3 separate regions of the Homo sapiens genome follow, and all the other regions are linked to region 1. The links are chromatin contacts, found by Hi-C in ENCODE. All regions are on one chromosome and are shown on one strand. Each heading gives the region's core, a stretch centred on a gene start or an enhancer-like site at or near the end of the contact. The rest is flanking DNA. Distances are from core to core; before and after follow the strand shown. Region 1 overlaps ZBTB17 (zinc finger and BTB domain containing 17). Region 2 has its middle 12 kb from the start of MIR6729. Region 3 overlaps VPS13D (vacuolar protein sorting 13 homolog D).

What was found. Hi-C counts contacts between places; a loop is a spot of excess contacts on that map. Pooled maps may share reads with other maps.
Region 2: a loop to region 1 is called in a map with no recorded cell type, with 7 times the contacts of the local background. The contact joins two enhancer-like sites. A Hi-C loop is called at or near these places in 2 of 37 single-sample maps with no recorded cell type and 3 of 50 pooled maps.
Region 3: a map with no recorded cell type shows a loop between it and region 1 (13-fold over the local background). The contact joins two enhancer-like sites. A Hi-C loop is called at or near these places in 3 of 37 single-sample maps with no recorded cell type and 4 of 50 pooled maps.

What each region holds. Positions count from the first base shown.
Region 1 is chr1:15,964,453-15,967,708 of GRCh38, forward strand. All of the region lies in intron 2 of ZBTB17 (zinc finger and BTB domain containing 17), which reads right to left. It overlaps LOC124903855 (a long non-coding RNA gene), which reads left to right. Exons shown (of 3, transcript XR_007065486.1): 3 at 1-3,191. Among named protein-coding and RNA genes, the nearest start is that of ZBTB17, 10 kb to the right of the region's middle. RefSeq lists enhancers at 1,029-1,198, 1,481-1,670. Within about 2 kb of position 1,744, at least 19 of the 41 ENCODE cell types and tissues checked have a DNase peak (open chromatin) inside an H3K27ac peak, as active enhancers do.
Region 2 is chr1:12,039,076-12,042,331 of GRCh38, forward strand. No RefSeq gene overlaps it. Among named protein-coding and RNA genes, the nearest start is that of MIR6729, 12 kb to the left of the region's middle. RefSeq lists a cis regulatory region at 1-296 and enhancers at 79-578, 1,644-1,713. Within about 2 kb of position 1,441, at least 3 of the 41 ENCODE cell types and tissues checked have a DNase peak (open chromatin) inside an H3K27ac peak, as active enhancers do.
Region 3 is chr1:12,432,365-12,435,620 of GRCh38, forward strand. All of the region lies in intron 65 of VPS13D (vacuolar protein sorting 13 homolog D), which reads left to right. Among named protein-coding and RNA genes, the nearest start is that of SNORA59A, 73 kb to the right of the region's middle. RefSeq lists an enhancer at 1,123-1,267 and a cis regulatory region at 1,190-1,200. Within about 2 kb of position 1,532, at least 26 of the 41 ENCODE cell types and tissues checked have a DNase peak (open chromatin) inside an H3K27ac peak, as active enhancers do.

The DNA.
Region 1 (3,256 bases), core at 494-2,993:
CACGCCTGTAATCCCAACACGTTGGGAGGCTGAGGTGGGAGGATTGCTTGAGCCCAGGAATTCAAGACTAGCTTGGGCTACATGGTGAAACCCTGTCTCTACAAAAAAGACAAAAATAGCTGAGCGTGGTGGCGTGTGCCTCTAGTCTCAGCTACTTGGGAGGCTGAGGCGGAAGGATAGCTTAAGCCTGGGAGGTCAAGGCTGTAGTGAGCCAAGATCACACCACTGCACTACAGCCTGGGTGACAGAGCGAGACCCTGTCTCAGAAAAAAATAAAATGAAAATGGAAGAGCAATGGGCCAAGGATTTACTAGACACCAGTTCACCAGTTTTCTAAAATGATGTATTTTACAAGTCAGTGTGGTATTTAAACAGAGAACAGGCCGGGCACGGTGGCTCACGCCTATAATCCCAGCACTTTGGGAGGCCGAGATGGGTGGATCATGAGGTCAGGAGTTCAAGACCAGCCTGGCCAAGATGCTGAAACCCCGTCTACTAAAAATAAAAAAAAATTAGCCAGGCGTGGTGGCACGCATCTGTAATCCCAGCTACTCAGGAGGCTGAGGCAGGAGAATCGCTTGAACCTGGGAGGCGGAGTTTGCAGTGAGCTGAGATCGCGCCACTGCACTCCAGCCGGGGCAACAGAGTGAGACTCCGTATCAAAAAAAAAAAAAAAAGAATTTCTGCTCATCAAAAACAAAAAACAATATCCTACAGTGAAAAGACAAGCCACAAACTGGAAGTAGGTAGTTATAACACATATAACTGACAAAGAATTAGTATCCAAAATAAGAAATAAAAAACAAAAAACTAACAAAATGTCTACAAACCACCCAATAGAAAAATGAGCAAGACAATCTGTTGTTTCCGAGAAGATGAAATCTGAATGATCAGTAAGCAACGAAAAGATGCCCAACTCAGAACCAGGAAAATGCAAATCAAAACCACATGAGATGTCATTGTACGCCCACCAGATTAGTAAAAATGTTGAAGTCTGAAAATACCATTGTTGAGAGGATATGAGGCAAACGGAATTGTTGAAGGGTAAACTGGGGAAACAGTTTTGGCAACAACTTGGCATTATTTGTTAAGTTGAAGACGCACATACCCTGTGACTCCACTCCCAGCTGCAGTCCCTGGAGAGGCTGTGCATACATGTCCCGGGAATGTGAACAGTGGCACTGTTTGTCTCAGCAAAATACTGGAAACAACCCAAATGTCCACCAGTAATAGAAAGGATAAATAAATTCTCATACAATGGAACATTATTCATCTGTGAAAATGAAATACCACTCTATGCAACGTGGATTAATGTCAAGGCACTGAAGAAAACAATATGATTATATTAAGTTCAAAAACCTGCAGAATTAAACGGTACATTGTTTAGCAATACAAACACATGGTAAAACTATAAAGAAAAGCAAGAGTGATAAAAGCAAAACTCAGGGATGACTTGGGCCGGGTGAGATCAGGGAGGGGACACAGGGGACTCCAAAGGTAACAGTAAGTTCTTTTTGGAAACTGGGTAATGGGTACATGGAAGATGTTTCTTGTATCCTTATTCTTTACACTGAACACATTCTTTTGTATGGAGTCAACATTTAACAAAAACGATTTACAAAATTAAACAAGTTCTTTCTTACTTTAAATCATTTGCCAAGCATTAATTTGGGCTGCTGACTGAGTCACAGTAACGGGGGAAAATCCCTGAGGGGCCCACATGGCCCCGAGACTACAGAAATGAGAAGTGCTTTGCTCTCTGAGCTCTGGTGATACAGCTTCCCATGGGGCAGGCTGGCGAAATTCGAGTGGAGCCTGCCACTCGGGACAGGAAAGTGACTGCTTAGGTTAATAAGTTCCAGTATAGGAAGTGGTGCGGCTGGGGTGGGGAGAACAGATTCTACTGCCAGACCTTTCAAGACCAGAAGCTGAGTAGATTTTTGATGTTACAATGAACCCACTAAGCCTGCTTTCTGGCCCGCTCTCCACTCGCAGCGGGAATTCCCACCTCTGAGCCTCTGTCCACACTGCTGTTTAGATATGAGTGAACAACTCTCAGTTCTAACCATGCCCTTTGCTTCCTTCCTTTGAAGCCCAGCCCTACGAACCATCTCTCTTCAATTCATAACAAGCACGTTTGAATCCAAGAGCCTAAGCCCCAGTTTTCTACACGTATCTGTGCTGACTGCATTACTGAGGTCAACCTTAATCACCCTGGGACTGTCAAACTATTGATGTCCATAAGGATTCTCTGTGCTGGCATTCCACACACACGCAGCAAGGTTCAATGAGCCACAGTACTTACTCTCTGACCTCTATTATTTCAACCATTTAAAAATTGTGGCCACGGGAGGCTGAGGTGGGAGGATCGCTTGAGCCCTGGAGGTCGAGGCTGCAGTGAGCTATAATCCCAGCACTGCACTCCAACCTGGGCGAAAGAGCGAGACCCTGTCTCAAAAATTAAATTAATTAATTAATTAATTAAAAAACAAAAAAAAAAGCCGTGGCCAGCAAAAGAAGTAGATTATGATCTCCAGGACAATATGTTTTGTACATAAAATGTATTTGGAGTTTTTTGTTTTCATTAAAGTTGAGGTCCCTCCCTACTGTGATGTCAAACCCAACAATGGGTCACCCCACAGGACACCACCCCTGCTCGCACCTGTAATCCCAGTCCTTTGGGATGGCGCAGGTAGGTGGATCACTTGAGCCCAGGAGTTCAAGACCAGCCTGGGCAACGTGGCGAAACCCTATCTCCACAAAAAACAGAAAAATTAGCTAGGTGTGGTGGTGTGTGCTAGTAGTCCCAGCTACTTGGGGGGCTGAGTCAGGAAGATCGCTTGAGCCAGGGAGGTCGAGGCTGCAGTGAGCTATGACAGCTCCACTGCTCTCTAGCCTTGGCCACAGAGCAAGGCCCTAATTAAAAAAAAAAAGTGTTATATGAGGCTGGGTTTGGTGGTTCAAGCCTATAATACCAGCACTTTGGAAGGCTGAGATAGATGGATTGCTTGCGCCCAGGAGTTTGGGACCAGCCTGGGCAACACGGCGAGATTCTGTCTCTACCAAAAAAAAAAAAAGTTTCCTGGGAGGAGAGGGGGGTAACTTACTTTCCACAGGTACACGCTTGAGAACCTTCTGATTTTTCTACCTTGTGCATGCATTCCCATAGTAAATGTTGTTTTCTTCCTAAACTCTGCATATTTTCTTTTTTGACCCTCAAGAGTCTTCTATCAAATAACAGTAATTATGGAGCCAG
Region 2 (3,256 bases), core at 191-2,690, 3.9 Mb before region 1:
GGGCTGTTGCTGGGAGCAGATGCCGGCAGCAGCCTTCTTGCCAGTTTCATTAGCATGGAGGCTCTGAGGACAGGGAGGGAGGAGGGATGTGGGTGGGCAGGACCCTCCCTGGGGCCAGTGCTGAGGCTGTGAGGGTGGATGGCTGAAGCCTTGCAGGAAGTTTTGAGAGGAAGCTGGGCCCACAGGATCGTGATGTGATCAGTTGGGGTGGCATAAGAGTGCCTGATGATGGTTTGGGTGGCCTTTGGGGACATCCCCTGTCATGCCATCACCATGCTGAGCTCTGACCACACTCTCTTTGGCCCTCTTTATCTGTGGCTAAGAGTTGGCAACACAGCCTCTGAAACTCAGCAGAAACCCCTCTGCTTCCCCCAGCCCTGCCTCCTCTATCCCCCACCATTGTTGATGGGATACCAGAGGCACCCAGGTGTCCTGGGCCTCCAGCTCCCGAGGCAAGGAAGCCTTTCTTGGCCAGCCAGGACTCATGACATCTCAGCCAGTGGAGAAGGGGAGAGGGAGGGCTTTGAGAATTCCCCAGGCCTCAGATTTGGTGGGGGAACCCTTCCTGTCCACCAGGATTGAGGGTTACAGAACACCCCAGCCTCGAGGGAGAACTAGCTGCCCCCCATCCCATTCCCAGCAAATTCTGACAAACACCCCCTGACTCCCATGGTGGAAGTTTGCCAGGTGTCAACTAAAGAAAATAAAAAGCTGAAGAATTAGAGTTCGGGCTGGGTGTGGTAGCTCACACTTGTAATCCCAGTAATTTGGGAGGCTGAAGCCAGTGGATTGCCCGAGCCCAGGAGTTTAAGAGCAGCCTGGGCAACATGTAGAGATGAAACCCCATCTCTACTGAAAATACAAAAAATTAGCCAGGCATGGTGACATACATCTGTGGTTCCCAGCTACTTGGTAGGCTGAGGTGGGAGGATCACCTGAGCCCGGGGAAGTCTGAGACTGCAGTGCGTGGTGATCACAACACTGCACTCCAGCCTGAGCAACAGAGTGAGACCATGTCTAAAAATAAATAAATAAATAAAAATGCCGGGCGTGGTGGCTCAAGCCTGTAATCCCAGCACTTTGGGAGGCCAAGGTGGGCAGATCACTTGAGGTCAGGAGTTCGAGACCAGTCTGACCAACATTGAGAAACCCAGTCTCTACTAAAAATACAAAATTAGCCGGGCGTGGTGGCACATGCCTGTAATGTCAGCTACTCGGGAGGCTGCGGGAGGAGAATCGCTTGAACCCGGGAGGCAGAGGTTGCAGTGAGCTGAGATCACACCATTGCATTCCAGCCTGGGCAACAAGAGTGAAACTCCGTCTCAAAAACAAAAAACAAAAACTTTAGAGTTCTTTTTATTCAGAAGTTTTACCAGGACTATAGACCGAGCCTATTGCCTGAGAGCAGCCCTGTGGAGGGGTTCTATCAGCTGCTCTGGCAGTTTCAGTTCACAGTTTATGTACAGGTGGTGAAGCTGTAATATGTACAAAATCACATCGAGGTTTGGGTATAGAGTACATCTGGCTATAGATGACTAAAGCACATCTGCTGAATCGATTGTGGAGGCAGAATCACTAACCCCACCAGATGGTATCTTATGTGTAGGAAAAAGCAAGTCTGGGGCCATTTATCTTTCAAGGAATATAGTGACTCACGCAAGAGACATGGGGCTCTATTCTGTTTTGTCTTCAAAGCATCCCTCCAGAGAGCTGCCCATTGTCACAGAGCCAGCGGCTTGTGAATCCACTCAAGCAGAAATGAGCAAACATAACTTCTTACATTTGCTACTTAGGCTCACCCAGGAGAGGAAGCAGCCCCAGGTGCCAGCTGTGTGTTGCAGAACACTGGACCTGGAGCCTCAGCCTGGGGGTCAGTGTTGGCTGCTGCTCCTGCACAAGTCAGTGGGCTTCTCTGAGCCTCAGTTTCCTCATCTGTAGAATGGGGATTAGAATGCTACCTACTGGGCCAGGCACCGTGGCTCACACCTATAATGCCAACACTTTGGGAGGCCAAGGTGGGTGGATTGCTTGAGCCCAGGAGCTCGAGACCGGCTTGGGCAACATAGGGAGACCCCTGTCTCTACAAAAGAATTTAAAAAATTAGCCAGGTGTGGTGGCACGAACCTGTGTTTCCAGCCACTTGGGAGGCTGAGGCAGGAGGATCACTTGAGCCCAGGAGTTGGAAGCTGCAGCGAGCCACGGTCGAGCTACTGCACTCCAGCCTGGGTGACAGAGCAAGACCCTGTCTCAAAAAACAAAACAAAACAAAACAAAACAACAACAACAAAAAAAAAAAACCCAGAAAACCAAGAATGTTACCTACTGCGTTGGGGTTTTTAGAGGATGAAATTAGATGATCAGGAGATGAAATGCGTAGTGCAGTACTGGGCCTAATAAATGTGCAACATTATTATTTGAAACCAGGGCCTGTGTGCATATTGGCAGATGAGGATCCTGTCTCTAGAGGGGTCCACCCCACCTGGCCAGATACACAGTAAGGAATGAGCCGAGTGGGAGCAGGGGAAGTTTCAGGTGATTCTTCCATGAAATGATGGACACAGGGCGCTGGCCCAGTGTCTGTGCTGGAGTAGGGCCCTGCGGGCCTCCAAGCCTGGGAGGGTCAGAGGCCTGAAAACCACTCAGGCCCTTCCAGGAATCTTTGGTTGGGAACTCTAGGGACTCTGTAGGACACGGTGTGGGAACAGAGCAGGATGGGGGCAGTTACCCACACCTCCATTCCACTCCTCCTGCAGGGTAAGACCTGCTCAAGTCCCGCCTTCAGGCCGGATTGCCCAAACCTTTCCTCAGTCTCCCTGCCTGGCCACGTGGACTCCCCATCCCCGTAAAACCCTCCTGTGGTTCTCCTGACCGGGATGGGTGGGTTCCTTGGGACTTCTTGCCTTGCTGGGCTGGGCCCTTCTGAAGGACAAGGGTCTCCCAGGTGCTGATCCTCCCTGTGGGCCTCAGCTGCCAAAGGACTCTGAGGACACTGACATTTGGGAGAGCCGGCATCTTCTCTGGGTCCCTGATGTGGGTTCAGAGGTGGCCCCCCAAAGATATGTCCACCTAGAACTTCAGAGTATATGACCTTATTTGGAATAAGGGTCTATGCAGATATAATTTTTTTCTTTTTTTTTTTTTTTTTTTGAGATAGTCTCACCCTATCACCCGCTAGGGCTGTATAACAGAACACCACAGACTGCAGGGCTTAAGCAACATAAATTTCTTTTCTTTTTTTCTTTCTGTTTTTTGTTTG
Region 3 (3,256 bases), core at 282-2,781, 3.5 Mb before region 1:
GCCTGGGCAACAAGAGCAAAACTCCGTCTCAAAAAAAAAAAAAAAGAAAAGAGCGAAAACATCTTTAGTACTGGTTCTTGCCCTAGGACAGAAGTGGCTGTTTGCTGTACCTCTCAGTGGACACTGAAAATGTGGATGTGTCCAGTTGCCTGCTGTCCAGCAACCCTGGAAGAACTTGTGATGGCTTTGTCTTCGTTATGAGAACACTTTGATCTGAACCCCTTTCCTTTTCTGAATCCTTTCCCTTTTTTTTTTTTTTTTAAGACAGTCTCACTGGCTGAAGTGCAATGGCACCATCTTGTCTCACTGCAACCTCTGCTTCTTGGGTTCAGGCAATCCTCCCAACCCGGCCTCCTGAGTAGCTGGGACTACGGGAGCACACCACCACACCTGGCTAAATTTTTTTTTCTCGTAGAGATGGGGTTTCTCTATGTTGCTCAGGCTGGTCTCTAACTCCTGGGCTGAAGTGATCCTCCTGCCTCAGCCTCCCAAAGTGCTGGGATTACAGGCATGAGCCACTGTGCCTGGCGTCTGAGTCCTCCTTCTAAAGGGAACCCACTGCACAGCATCTGGCTGCTGCCAACAAAATGACTGCCCCACCAGTCCCACAGGTGATGAGAGTTTGCAATGGCCTTCACAGCTTAGTACCTTAGTACCTTTTCTCTCCTGGTAACTTAGAATGGAAGCCCCATGGGGGCCCACGCATATCTGCGAGGGTGCACAGGCATGTGGCAGAATGAGCCAGGGGCCACCCTCTTGTTCTGGAGGTGCTGAGAGCCGGCCTGGCTGGGGGCTGTAACTGTCAGGCTGACTCCCAGCCACACTGTCCTCCCTGGAGTAGGTGCTCGAAACCTTTGCTTTTTGCCTTTTCGCTTTAATCTGGAACGCTTGGGGAAAAAAAAAAAACAAAAAAACAAAAAAACAACAACAAAACAGTAGACCAAATGGTGACTGAGTCCCAACCCTTCTTCAGGCCAGATGAAATCATGGTCCCTGCTGGCGCCATTCCTCCATCTCAGAGCCCTCACTTGGGTTCAGACCCTCAGTCACACAGGGAGCCCCGCCACAGCTGAAGTGTTTTGTCAGAGCAAGATTGCAAAGAGTTAACACTTTTGCTTTTTCGGAAAGTTATCTGTGAAGAGTATTAGTTGTTTAATAAAGCGTGCCTGCCCTCCCGATGAACCCGCCAGTGACTCTGCAGCTGGGGTCATTCCAAGTTCACGCAGTGGACTTTTGACTGCCTTCTGTGTCTGTGAAAACAGTCGGCAGCTCCTGCGGGGATCATTCATTCAGGCCTGTAACACAAAACTATTGCCAATGGGCACCTGCTGGGGCAGCTTCCCGGGAGGGCTGGGAGGAAGATACCAAACTCATCAGGCATCTGTGGAGATAAGAGCGGCAGGGGATCCACTGGGATCCCGCTAATCAGGCCTGCACTTAGACCCCACTGCCTGGCCAACAGGCTGGTGTCAGAATGTATTAGGCAGCCCTGGCCAGGATAGGATGTGAGCTAATTAAAGGCCTTTTACAAAGAGGAGGAGGTAGGGGGTGGGGAGAGAGAGAGAGTGAGAGAGAGAGAGAGAGAGTGTGTGTGTGTGTGTGTGTGGAGGAGGAGGAGGAGGAAAGAAGTTTGAAGTGCATTCCCCAAATTTCCAGCACATTCTTTATTCCTCTGTTTTATCCCTCAAAACAGAAGAAAACAAATTAGAGGCTGAGCATTTGGTTATTTCTAACCTGAAATTGTCATTCATTGTGCCTGATGCCGTATTGGTTTTAACTGCTATTTTTGTGGAATTACATATACTGTGAAAGACATCTTTTGCCGCAGTCTCCCTGGGAACATCCTGTTGTTGAAATGCCGTTGGTCAGCTGCTTGAATTTTGCCCTTTTCTCTGACTTTGACACATCAAGGCAAAAATAGGTACCTATTTGTGGTGTGTTCTAGGTTTCTCCCTTTTGCTTGGAAAATCCACTTGCCAGCTGTGAAGGGTGCTGCTGGGAGGATGAAATGAGTCAGTGCACAGCGTGTGCTCTTAAAGTTTGGTGGTTGAGGTGGCGGTGGTAGCAGCTTGGCTCTGTGGTTTAAAATGCCACAGCATGCACTATCTTGAAAATACTCAGTAGTCCTAGCATACAACTGGGTTTTAGTTACACCTACTTAAGGAAGAAAGCTCATTTGAAAGTGTTTGATTTTCCTGTACTTTCGTTTGTTTATTTAGCCTGTGTATTCCCCCCACCCCCAGTAAGCAGCAAACTAACTTATTTATAGGCCTCAGGTATGTTTAAATCTGTGGTATTTTCTTAATCAGCCTGATAATGATACATTTTTGAAAGCAGTTTTGTTCACACATAAACCTAAGCCTTTATTATATTATTCTGATACATTCCACATAAGCTTGTCTGTGCACAAAGAAACATTTAGATTAATCTTGTACTACATGGTAACAATCCTAGGAAATTCCAATCAAAAGCCAACAACCTGTTTCCTTCATTCTGGACTGTTGGTGGGTTTGTTTTTGTCTGTGGTCTGATAAGGAGTAACAACAATGTTAATTTTGTATTTCCTTGGCATTTGTCTCACATAATCTTTTGTCAAAGTTGACCAGTAGGCTTGTCAGGCTTGCCATGCAGTTTATGAAATAAATAGTTACAATGGAGTAGTTAACTTAGCCCTGCGGAATATGTTAGTGTATCCTTACCGTAAGTGTTTAAAATGTTAATTACATTTATCTTTATTTCTCAGCATTGCTATACAGAAAACATGGGATAGACACTGATACTGATTGCCCAGTTGAAATAAGTTTTGAATTTAGTAACTGAATGGATAGCTTTAAAAATGGTACTAATATTTTGGGAGACTGAGGTGAGCAGATTGCTTGAACTCAGGAGTTCGAGACCAGCCTGGGCAACATGACCAAAAAAAAAAAAAGTCTAAAAAATACAAAAATTAGCTGGGCGTGGTGGCACCCGCCTGTAGTCACACCTACATGGGAGGCTGAGGTGGGAGGATCATCCGAGCCTAGGAAGTTGAGGCTGCAGTGAGCTGTGTTTGCACCATCACATTCCAGCCTGGGTGACAGAGCAGGACCCTGTCTGAACAACAACAACAAAAAGATACTCATATTTATTGACTGCTTCACTATGTGCCAGGTACTGTTCTGAGTCTTCATACAAATTGATTTGTTTAATCCTCATAACGACCCTGTGGAATGCTAGTTTGTAAATGAGGATACTGACGTTCAGAGAAATTAACTAA